Regions from separate parts of the Homo sapiens genome. Here region 1 is linked to region 2. A link is a loop called in an ENCODE intact Hi-C map of the cell type or tissue named here. Cell type or tissue: heart left ventricle. All regions are shown on one strand. Each heading gives the region's core, and the rest is flanking DNA. Links, peaks and the distances in the headings are about the cores only.

Region 1 (5,368 bases), core at 222-5,221, 50 kb after region 2:
GTTTATTTTTCATCACAGTCGCTGCCCCCTTTATTTAAGGCAAACCACCTTTGGAGAGAGCCTAGACATCATAAAAAATGGAACCTCAATGGCAAACACCAGTGTTCAAAGGGGCCTGGGAAGTGCAGGTGCTGGACTTGGTGGGTAATGTTGTCTCAGTGAGATGAATTCCATTAGCCAAGGCTCTTGGGTGATAGAAGTGAGCACACCAAATCTCAGGTGCAAGAAACCCCAACTAAACCAACTCAAAAACAAAACCCCAACTCAAATTGGCTGAAGCCCCAAAGAGCATTTATTGACCCCTGTAACTGAAAGATCCAAGGGCAAGATGGCTTCAGGCTGAGCTATAACCAGGTGCTTAAACATCATACCATCAGAAAGCCTCTCTCTCCTTCCCCTCCTCCTCTCAGCCCTTACCTCTGAGCTGGTTTCATTCTCAGCAAGTTCCCCTAAGAGGTGGTCTCCAAGCTACTGGCTCACACCCCCAGCTGGGCAATAGGGCAGAAAGAGCGCTCCCTCCCCTGGCTCCAGGGCAGGCACAATCTGCCTTACATACAGATGCCCCTCACTAGGGCCACATACCCTTCCCTGAGCCAACCACCGTGGCTGGGGAGGGGATTCCCCAGTGGGCCACACCACATCAACCGAATGAACCACATCAACCCAGAACGGAGCCAAGAAGGCTCTGCAGAGGAGCCTCAGGGGCTGGCAGCTGGAGCAGGGGATGGGGATGGGCAGAAACCAAAGATGTAGACTGCACAGGTCTTCTTGGAAGGCTCTGAGTCATGAGCTTTGGTGGGAGACTAGAGAACACAGCTCGTCTATGACTTCTTAGTAGAGCATTTGAGCTCGATATTGAAGTGGGAGGGGTGGTTGTTAGTTGGGTGTAGGTTAGGCTGTTAGCTATAGCAAGGCTATAAAAGACTCATGTGAAGGTACAGGCCAGGTGTGGTGCTCCTCTGCTGCCCAGGGACTCCCTCCATGCAAATGTGACTCTCACCTGGTAATACAAAGTGGCTGTATCATCTTTTCCTTTAAGGCCATGAGCCAGAAATTGTCCACATTACTCTGCCCCAATTCAACAGCACGACATGTTTGTGGTCCCACCTGGCTGCCAGGGAGGGTGGGAGTGAAATCTTCAGCCAGAAAGCCATCTAAAATTTCTATAGTTATGTTTCTTACATGAATGGTGGGGGCCGATGAGGGTTTCTGCCACAGGGTAGGAAGGATGTGGGTAGGTGGAACAGCATTCACAGTGGGATGGACAGGCAGAGAGGTGGGGAAGTTCCTGGTGTAAGAGAAGAAATCAGCTTTTCATTGGGTGAGGAGTAGGGCTCTGGGATGTAAGGACGGGGTGTAGGTGGGTGAAAGGCTGGAGATGCAGTGGGGATCCAGACCAGAGAGAGCCTGAACTCGGCTCCCAGGAGTGACTGTGTCCGGCTCCCAGGAGTGACTGTGTGCCCACATGTCCATGCTCTGCTCATGCTACCTGCCAGCAGCTGCCCTCGGGCCTGGGCCTGGGGTGTATAGACTGGTGTGCAGTCCACTCTTGGGAGGAGGGAAGACGGAAAGAGACTTGTGCAGGCTTTGGGGGTCAGGGCCATTTAAGCAGGGACTTCCGGGCACTGGCATATGATCTGGAAAGGAGTAGGGGGTCATCAGGGACTCCTGGCGGGCACATCTCATTGTTCTCTTAGACTCTTCACTCTGGGGAGGGACAAAGCTGGAAGAGGAAGGCTAGAGGGAGGTACCCCAAGTGGTGTTTTTCAAATCTGGCAGCACATCTTACAACCTACTGGGGATTACAAAAAAAAAAAAAGTACTGATGCCCAACTCCACCCTCTGGAGACTGGGATTTAATTGTTCTGGAGTAGAGTCTAGACAGTGGTATTTCCAAAACAACAACAACAACAAAAAAAAAAAAACAAAAAAGAGAAATTCCCCAGGTGATTCAGATGCACTGCCAGGTCTGAGAAGCCTTGTTCTAAAGCCTGGGAGCGGGTGTGGTGTCCTGGGTCTTCGTTGGGCAGCAGGATGGCAGGTGGGGCTGTCCCCTGGGGGAGGTGGGCCTATGTCTAGATATCTTTCCTATCGTGTGGAATTCTTCCCCTCGAGGGTCTTGGGGGGCCTGGACACTGACTTTCCTAGTATCTCTTGCAACTGGGGACAGATGGGAGACCCACACTGCCCCCACTGTGGCTGCAGCTGCTGTCAAATGGGAGGTGGGAGAGATGACTAAGCAGGCTCAGGGCCGAACCCACTGCTGGGGAAGGAGAGGCACTGTGACCCTTGGAGGGAGCTGGGGAGAAGTCCTGGCGGGGAGTCCGGGGCCCACCATTCAAGGAGTGGGCAGCCCTCACGCTGTCTGCACCCAGGTGGGCAGCGAGATTTTGGGCCCTGTCACTGGGCCTTTCTCCCCGAAGCTTGGTTTCCAGGCACACTGTGATCACAAATTTCTTTTCTCATCCAAACAGCTCAAGTTAATGTTGTTTGTGATTAACAACAACAAACATTTAATGGAGGGCTTATGATATACCAGACACTGCTGTAAGCATCTTAACTTCAAAACAATCCTATAAGGCAGGAACTTCTTTATAGGCTAGGACACTGAGGCCAGAGGGTTGAAGCCACCTGCTGAAGGTCATACAGGGAGGATGTGGATTTAAATCAAAGCCATTGGGTCCCAGAACCCATGCTCCAACGTAGGCAGCCTCCCCAAGGCTACCCAGTGAGGATGCAGACCCAGGAAGCTCAGCAAGGCTTCTCTTCCCAATCCAGGCTGCACAGGTGGGACAAGTGAGCCTCATGCCTGCTGGCCCTGGCGCCTCAGTGCCCAGGGAGCTGGTGAGATTGTCACTGATGTAAATAACTTCGCTGCCCACTGTGATCATTCTGTCTAGGCCTTATCAGCCTGACTTCCTCCAACCATTTCTCAGCCAGGCCCTGGGCCCCAAATTCCTGGTGGGTGATGCGTGCTCTGTCTGCGATAACAGTCTTGGAAGGGCTCTGAAGGGACAGCCGCTTTGGCCGCATCTCCGGCTCAGATAACAGGACGGGAGAAGTGTCTCCACTTTATCTTGTGGAAGGCGGGCCAGGCCTTGGGCTCCCTGGGCTGCAGAGTGAGCTGCATCTGGCTCAGTGCCTCTCCTCCCAGGCCTGGGGAAGGGAGCCTCATTAGCAGCTGCCCAGGGTCTCTATCACCCCAGGCCACTGCCCCTCCTTCCCCCACAGGAGGAAGGATTCAATCTGTCATTTACTCATCAGATATTTACTGAGCACTCCCTTGGGTCAAGTCCCATCCAAAGTACAGATAATCCCTGACTTACGATGGTTCGATTTAGGATTTTTTGAATTTAGGATGTTGAGAAAGTGGTACACACCCAGGAGAAACCCTACTTGGAATCCCCAGGCAATCATTCTGTTTTTCACTTTCTGTGCAGTATTCAATGAGTTACATGAGATATTCAATGCTTCATTATAAAATAGGCTTTGTATTAGATGATTTTGCCCACCCGTAGGCTAGTAATGGAAGTGTTCTGAGCACATTTAAGGTAGGCTTGGCTGAGCTATGATGTTCTGTAGGTTAGGTGGATGAAATGCATTTTCAACTTACTATATTTTCGATTTACGATGGGTTTATGGGGACATGATCCCATTATAATCGAGGAGCATCTGTACTTTCGGTTTGGCTCATTTCGGTTCATTTGATCTTTCCAATAACATTATAAGATAGGCTTTGATGTCGTTATGTTCATTTTACAGTTGAGGAAATAAAGCCCAGAGAGGTGAAGTAACTTGCCCAAGGTCACACAGCTGGTGTGTGGTGACTTTCTTAATGACCAGGTGATCCTACCTATAGTCATTTATAAATGAATAAGAGAAATCAGCCAGTGACAAGTACTGTAATAACAGTGCGGCCGAGTCCCAGGGTGGAGAGTGGTAGTTGCTACCTCTGCTGGGGTCTCAGGGAGGGCTTCTCTGGGGGTGGTGGGATTTCAGCTGCATCTTAATGCAGGGATGAGTCAGCCACGGTGGATCTGGGGAAGAGCATCCCAGGCAGAGGGAACAGCAATGGCAAAGGCCCTGAGGGAACAGCAAGCACAGAGCTCCAATGGGGAAACGGGCCCAGAGGGAAGGCACCTGCCTGGGGTTAGACACAAGTTGGGGCAGGCCAGGCACAGGCTGCCAGCTCAGGCTTTGGCCCCTCCATCCGCTCCTGGCTTCTCTGTGGGTGGCCCCATCTAAGCCAATGGGCCCTTCCTGGCTCCACCTCCTCTCTGCTGTGCGGCCCTGGGCAGGCAGCTGCCCTGCCCTGTGCCTTTGCTCTTGGCTGCCTCACCCCTGTCCTGGGCTGCAGGGAGACCCCTGGGGGTGGGGGCAGGCACACTTTGGGCCCATGGCTGCTGCTCAGATGTGAGGTGGTGACCACCAGGCCATACGTCTCTGGACAGGGATGGGAGAGACTCAGAGAGACACAGAGACCAAGAGATAAAGTCAGAGGGAGATGCAGAGACCAAGAGGGACAAACCAAGGGAGACAGAGAGATGACATTAGATCAGAGATGGAGACCCCGAAAGAGACCCAGAAAGGGATCGGTGTGGGCTGGGGGAAGAGACACCCCGGGGGTCACACAGTGGTCACAGGCATCAGAGCTGGGCTGAGGAAAAGGACAAACTGAACCTGTTCCAAAGCTGGGGGCTCAGTACCGTCTGCCCAGGCACATGCAGCAGCAGTGGGGCTGCAGGCAGGCCCCCAGGGTAGGAAGCAAGGCGGGTGGGAGGCAGGGCCTGGCCTCTGGGCAGTTTTGTAGCCGGGCCCCTCAGGCCCTCACAATGTGCCCAAGGCTGCTGGGCCCATCTTCCAGGGGTGATCACTGAGGCTCAGGCTGGCTGAGGTGGCCGGACCCCAACCCCTGGCCCTGCCCTGTGGGCAGCAGTGCCAGGTCTGGCACTCAGAGGTTAGGCCGGGCGCAGGGAGGGTGCGGGCTCCGCAGCGAGCGCGCCGGGCGGCCTCTAGGAGCCGGGTCAGCGAGTCTGGGCTCTGAGCGAGCGGCGCCGGCCCGGCCCCCTCTCCGGCGGGCGGCCGAGACCCCGCCCCGGAGGCGGAGGCGGAGTCAGGGGAGGGGGCCGGGGGCCGGCTGGTCCCGCCTCTCGCGCCTCCGCCCCGCCCCGCGCGCACACAGCCAGGGGCCGCCCGGGCTCTCGACGCGCCGACGGCCGGGCGGACGGACGGACGGACGCCGAGCGCAGTGCCCCGCGGTGAGTGCACGCGGCCCCTCCCGCCCGGACTCATCCCCGTCGGTCCGCGCCTCGCAGCTCAGGACTCGGGGGCGCTCGGACGCACCGACGGCTCGGCGGACCCTCGGACG
Region 2 (5,368 bases), core at 104-5,103:
AGGTTCCCAAGTGTGTCCCATGCCACTGCAGTTTTGCAGAAGGTTAGTGTGTGTGACTTAAAAGGCAAAGAGGGCAGGCAGATCTTCTGACATCTGGGGGGAGCAAAGTTAGAATGGAATATTTGCTGCAGAACTTCTCAGAGCCTTTAGCATGCTAGGATGTGCTGCAAATCTCCAGGAGGCAGGCGGCATAAGCCATGCTTCCCAAACGACTTGCCGGTGGAAGCCTCCTTGAGGAGTGCTGTGCGAGACCCGTGGCTGTGGAGCACACGAGAGAATGCCTTTCTCGTGGTTTGTGTCCATGCTGGGCTCTCGGCTGCATTGTCTTCCAGTCTGTGTCCCCTGCTGGCTTCCCAGGGAGGGAGGGAGGCTGTGACTCCATGTGCTCCTTCAGCGGCTCGTTTGTTTGCTCATTCGTTCATGGAAAACCATGGTTCCATGCCAGCCACACGCGGGGCCTCTGCCGGGCAGTGGGATGAGTGTGGTGAACAAGAGGAGCTGATGACCTCAGGCAGGGACCTTCCTTTCTCTGGGTCTGTCCCGCAACATACACACACGCACACACGCACACGGACATACCTGTGCACACATGTATACACAAGACACATACACACACATACATACACTCATGGGTGTGTCCTGCAGCTGTCTGGCTGTGCTGGTCCCAGCTCTTACACTCCCACCCCTTCCCAGGCCCTGTGATGCCTCCATGTTACCGCCAGAGGGCCTGGGCTTGTGGAAGTGGTGCCCCGTGGGCACCTCTCCTTCCCGACCATGAGTGGGACCCTGCTCACTGCCTTCTCTACCAGAGTGAGGGAGTGATGCCAGCTTCCCCCGCCTTCAGCCGCCCTTGCCGGCCTGGGCTGGTGGCCATGGGCATTCCCCAGCAGTGTGGGCAGGCTGGGTGCCTGGCACCCCCAGGACTATGACAGAAGCCTCCCCTGGTGGCCAGGGCCTAAGCCATGAGGCCCCTGCTGGGGCCTGACTTAGGGTGTGTCCTGCCTTTTGTCCGGCCCTGAGTGGCCTGGCTACAGCACCTCTTGGCCCTCTGAGGTTCGTCACCCCTCTGCCATCACACCCATCCCTGGCCACCCTCTCCCTGCCTGCTGCCTGCTGTCTGTCATTGAACATGCTCGTGTTTCTCCCATCCTAAAACTCCTCCTCCTGGTTGGTGAACGCAATGGCCACACTTCCCACTTTCCTCTCATGGAATGTCTGCAGCTTGGTGCCTCCCTCCACCTGCTCCTTCCAGCCACCCTCTCTCCACCTGGCCTCCTGAGCACTGCACCTTAGGTCTTTCCACATCTCACCCTGTCCCAGGGAAGCCCTTGATCGTCCCCAGGGGTTCTCTCTCTGGGCCTTGCCCTTCAGCATGGGAAGCCTGCAGTCCCAACCCAGCCCTTCACCTCCCACTCTCCCACCCCTGTTCTGAGCTCCAGTCTCACTTAAACCTCAGCTGTCTCACCTGGCTGCCCCAGGGGCTGACTTGGCCCATAGAGAGCAGAACCTAGTGCCGCCTCTGTACCCTGCTTCAGGTTCACCTCCAAGTGCCATTACCCTCACAGGCCCCAGACCCGACACCTGGGCCCTCTACCCCTTGTCCCTGCATGCTGCCTGCTAATACCTGCTCCTCTTACCACCCCAGACCCTTCTTATCTCATGCTTCCTCTCTAGGGCTGCTACTTCTCTATTCCTGTTCCCCTAATTGGTTCTCCTTGCTGCAGCTAGTGCAGCTTGGGACAGCACCATCTATGGTTCCCTACTGCCCTGACGACAATGTGTGAGCCTGTGCTAGGAGACCAGGCCCTGTGTGATAAGCTCAGCCTGCCCTGTTCCAGCTGCACCCACCTTCTCTAGATCATGGACTCACTTCTCTGCCCACAGATACCTTTTTCCCTTGACCTCTGCATCTGGATAACTCCTATTCACTCTTCACCTCCTGCAAATGCCATCACCCCCAGAAAGCCTCTCTAATAACCCCCACCCAGTTCTCCTCTTCATCACCACACTCATCACACTGCAAATAAGTGTCTGCAAGTGTCCTGGCATGAGAATGGGCCCTCCAGTGCCCACCTGGGGCACCTAGCAGGCACTTAGTAAATATTTACAAAGTGAGTGGCTCTGCCTCGCGTGGGTGGGGAGCAGGGATGCGTTTTCAGCCAGGAGATGGCTTGGGGTTTGGGTTCAGCTGGGCAGCCAGTGCCATGGATATTTACCTGGTGCACTTGGAGGTCACAGGGCACACTCTGTCCTGATCTTAGTGCAGATACCTTTCAGGTACCGTAGACCCCCCCAGCCTCAGCAGCTGGAGATGAGGGCAGTGCATCCCTTTTGCCAGGAAGGTCCGATTCCCAATGGACAAAGAGGCAATGCAGTGCGAGGGAGCCAGAGGCCAGGGCTCCCGTCCCAGCTCTGTCAGTGACTCATTGTGTGGCCTTGGGAAGATCCTCGCTGCCTAGGCCTCAGTGTCCCCTTCTGTACAGTGGGTGGTCTAGACTAATTTGTTATCCCAAAGCAGTCCTAGACCTGCACTGCTGACTTGGAGCCCTCTGCACCTCCTGTTCTGGGCACAAGAGGGCAGCCAAGGGCCTCAGAACGCTGAGGAACCCTGGCCAACTAGCTTTAAGAAATGCATTGTGTAAACTGCTCTTTACTGAGCCCAGAGCTTGCCAGGAGCCTGGTAGGGTTGTGGCTCTGGCTCTCATTTCTACCAAAGGAAGTGTGCTTGACCAGGGAGTTCATCCAAGGGCACCTGGAAACTGTCCTCAAGGCATTTCCCGGGGAACCAATTTCTCACGGGTTGCCTCAGGGTGGGGAAGCGGAGGCCAACAGCCCCTGTCTTTTTCCGCAGTGGTCCTTTGCTGTTGCTACCATCACAGAAATCCCCCCCGTTATCTTCCTCCCCAACTTCCTTGTGCAGAGGAAGGTGCTGAGGCCCCTTCGGACCCAGACAGGAGGAACCATAATGGTAGGTGGGGTGGGGGGGCATGGCTGGGCTGGGGGCCCCCACACCCCAGGGTCCTTCTCACCTCCTTTGCCCTGGAATGCCCTCCTCCCACTTAGTAGTTGAACAGAATCCTAAATATTCCTCAAGGCTCGGCAACAATGACCCTTTCTCCAAAAGCCTTTTTTCCCCATCTTGGGACATCAGAATTCTCTTCTCATCGTTCCTTCTCCTATGACCTCCTATTTGTTACCGTAATTGCTAGTATATAATATACCTCTCCACCCACCAAAGCGGATATCCTAGCACTATGGCTTTAAGGCACACCCCCTCACCAGTTTTTTCTTTCTTTCTTTCTTTTTTTTTTTTGAGTAGAGTCTCGTTCTGTCGCCCAGGCTGGAGTGCAGTGGTGTGATCTTGGCTCACTGCAACCTCTGCCTCCTAGGTTCAAGCGATTCTCTTGCCTCAGGCTCCTGAGTAGCTGGGACTACAGGTGTTCGCCACCATGCCTGGCTAATTTTTGTATTTTTAGTAGAGACGGGGTTTTACCATGTTGGCCAGGCTGGTCTTGAACTCCTGACCTCAAATGATCCACTCACCTTGGCCTCCCAAAGTACTGGGATTACAGGCTTTGAGCCACCATGCCCAGCCCTAATGCACCCAAAATTAAGATGGAGAACTGATCCTCCATGACTTCAGTGATGAATAAGCCTCCACGTCTCCCCCACTGCGGGTGTGGCAACAAAGAATCCCCACAGCAAAATTAGGTTTCACATTGTGTGTGTGGTTTTTTTAAAAAAATGTGCCACACACTGCCTAGTTATTTGGAGATAGAGGAATGTTTCACATGCAAATGTATGAGGATCTAACCCAGCCCTGGATCACTACCTACTGATCCCCTACAGTTCTGTTATGTTTGTAAATTTGTACTTTTTCCTTTAGCTTAGTAGAATATTACTGCCCATCCCCAAAACTATGATTTCCTGGAAGATTTCAGTATTTAGTCTACTATATTTCTTTTTTTGCTTTTTTTTTTTTTTTTTTTGAGACAGAGTCTCACTCTGTCCTCCAGGCTGGAGTGCAGGGGTGTGACCTTGGCTCACTGCAACCTCTGCCTCCTGGGTTCAAGTGATTCTCCTGCCTCAGCCTCCCGAGTAGCTGGGATTACAGGCACACGCCACTCTGCCTGGCTAATTTTTGTATTTTTAGTAGAGACGGGGTTTCACCATGTTGGCGAGGCTGGTCTTGAACTCCTGACCTCAAGTGATCCGCCTGCCTCGGCCTCCCAAAGTGCTGGGATTACAGGCGTGAGCCACTGCGCCTGGCCCAGTCTACTGTATTTCTGTGAGCAAAACTTTGCCTATTTTCCCTTTGAAAGCCATATCAAAATTATTGTCAGCTCATATGTGATGGATGATAAGTACTTTTATTTTTTCCAGTTTCCTTGCACAATTTCAAAGGTGCTTATGCACTGTACATCTCATATGCCAGCCAAGCTGGCACTTACTTCCTGGACTGTTGCTTGGGGTAGGGAGTTCCTTCTATACCCCTGCCTTGTAGCTCAGCTCATCCTTCCCCCAGAGCTGGCTAGAAGCAGTGTTTATGGAATGAGTGCATGAATCAGTGAATGAATGACTGGTGGATCGGCTGCCTGCGCCCCCTCACCCTCTGCTTGTCTCCAAAGGCGGGGAAGCTGGCTGTGGAGCGAGGCTGGGCCATCAACGTGGGTGAGTGCTGGGAATGTCCTCGGGAATGTCCAGCCCGGCTTGGTGGAACTGGCCTGAAAGGGGGCTGGGGGAGGGCGGGAGGATCCTGGAGGTGGCAGCTGTGAATTCAGAAGCTCTGGTTTTCCCAAGTCACCCTAGCCTCCTTGTGGAGTGGCCTGGAGGTTGATGTGTAGCCTCCTAGGTACCTGGGAGAGACTGACCAGTGCCTCCATCTGACGTGGGATCCTTGTCTAAGGAGGTCCCCGGGTGGTTCCCCAGCCCCCTCTTTGCGTACTTCCGGTGGCAGGGAGCTTCCTCCCTTCCAGAGAGCGTGTGCCATCCTTGGGCAGCTCAGCATGGTCTGAAGCCTGCCTTGTGTCTTCCCTGAAGGACTCCACCTGTGTCCTGGGGCCCAGGACAGCCCACAGAGGCTTGGTCATGTTGGGTTGGGTGGGCACATCCTGGGTCAATACCACCACCTTCTCAAGGGTCCAGAGGGCCCGTGCTCCCCAGCCCCCTTGAATCTCCCACAAGATTGGCTCATGGGAGGGCTGCACGGGAGTCTCCCTTGTCCCTGTCATTGTCCCTCCTGGAGGCACAGCACTTGACAATTTACAAAGCTCTTTTTCACCAGGCTCTTTTTTTCTTTTTCGAGACGTAGTTTCACTCTTGTTGCCCAGGCTGGAGTGCAATGGCGCGATCTCGGCTCACCGCAACC

The links. Peaks named below come from ENCODE experiments on the same cell type or tissue, not always from the same donor. Only the 100,000 strongest peaks of a DNase experiment are listed, where the experiment ranks them.
Region 1: it touches region 2 in a loop (2.7-fold over the local background); 10 of 110 quality-filtered maps call a loop at or near these places.

What each region holds. Positions count from the first base shown.
Region 1 is chr3:13,543,951-13,549,318 of GRCh38, forward strand. It overlaps FBLN2 (fibulin 2), which reads left to right and starts at 5,175. Exons shown (of 18, transcript NM_001004019.2): 1 at 5,175-5,258. In heart left ventricle, for the core only: no CTCF peak of the experiment used is centred there; DNase peaks (open chromatin) are centred at 3,001, 4,261 and 5,141; H3K4me3 peaks cover 694 bases; H3K27ac peaks cover 1,849 bases; H3K27me3 peaks cover 1,043 bases.
Region 2 is chr3:13,493,885-13,499,252 of GRCh38, forward strand. It overlaps HDAC11 (histone deacetylase 11), which reads left to right. Exons shown (of 10, transcript NM_024827.4): 4 at 2,852-2,968; 5 at 4,629-4,671. Among named protein-coding and RNA genes, the nearest start is that of HDAC11, 16 kb to the left of the region's middle. In heart left ventricle, for the core only: CTCF peaks have their summits at 712 and 2,564 (motif pointing right); DNase peaks (open chromatin) are centred at 807 and 2,527.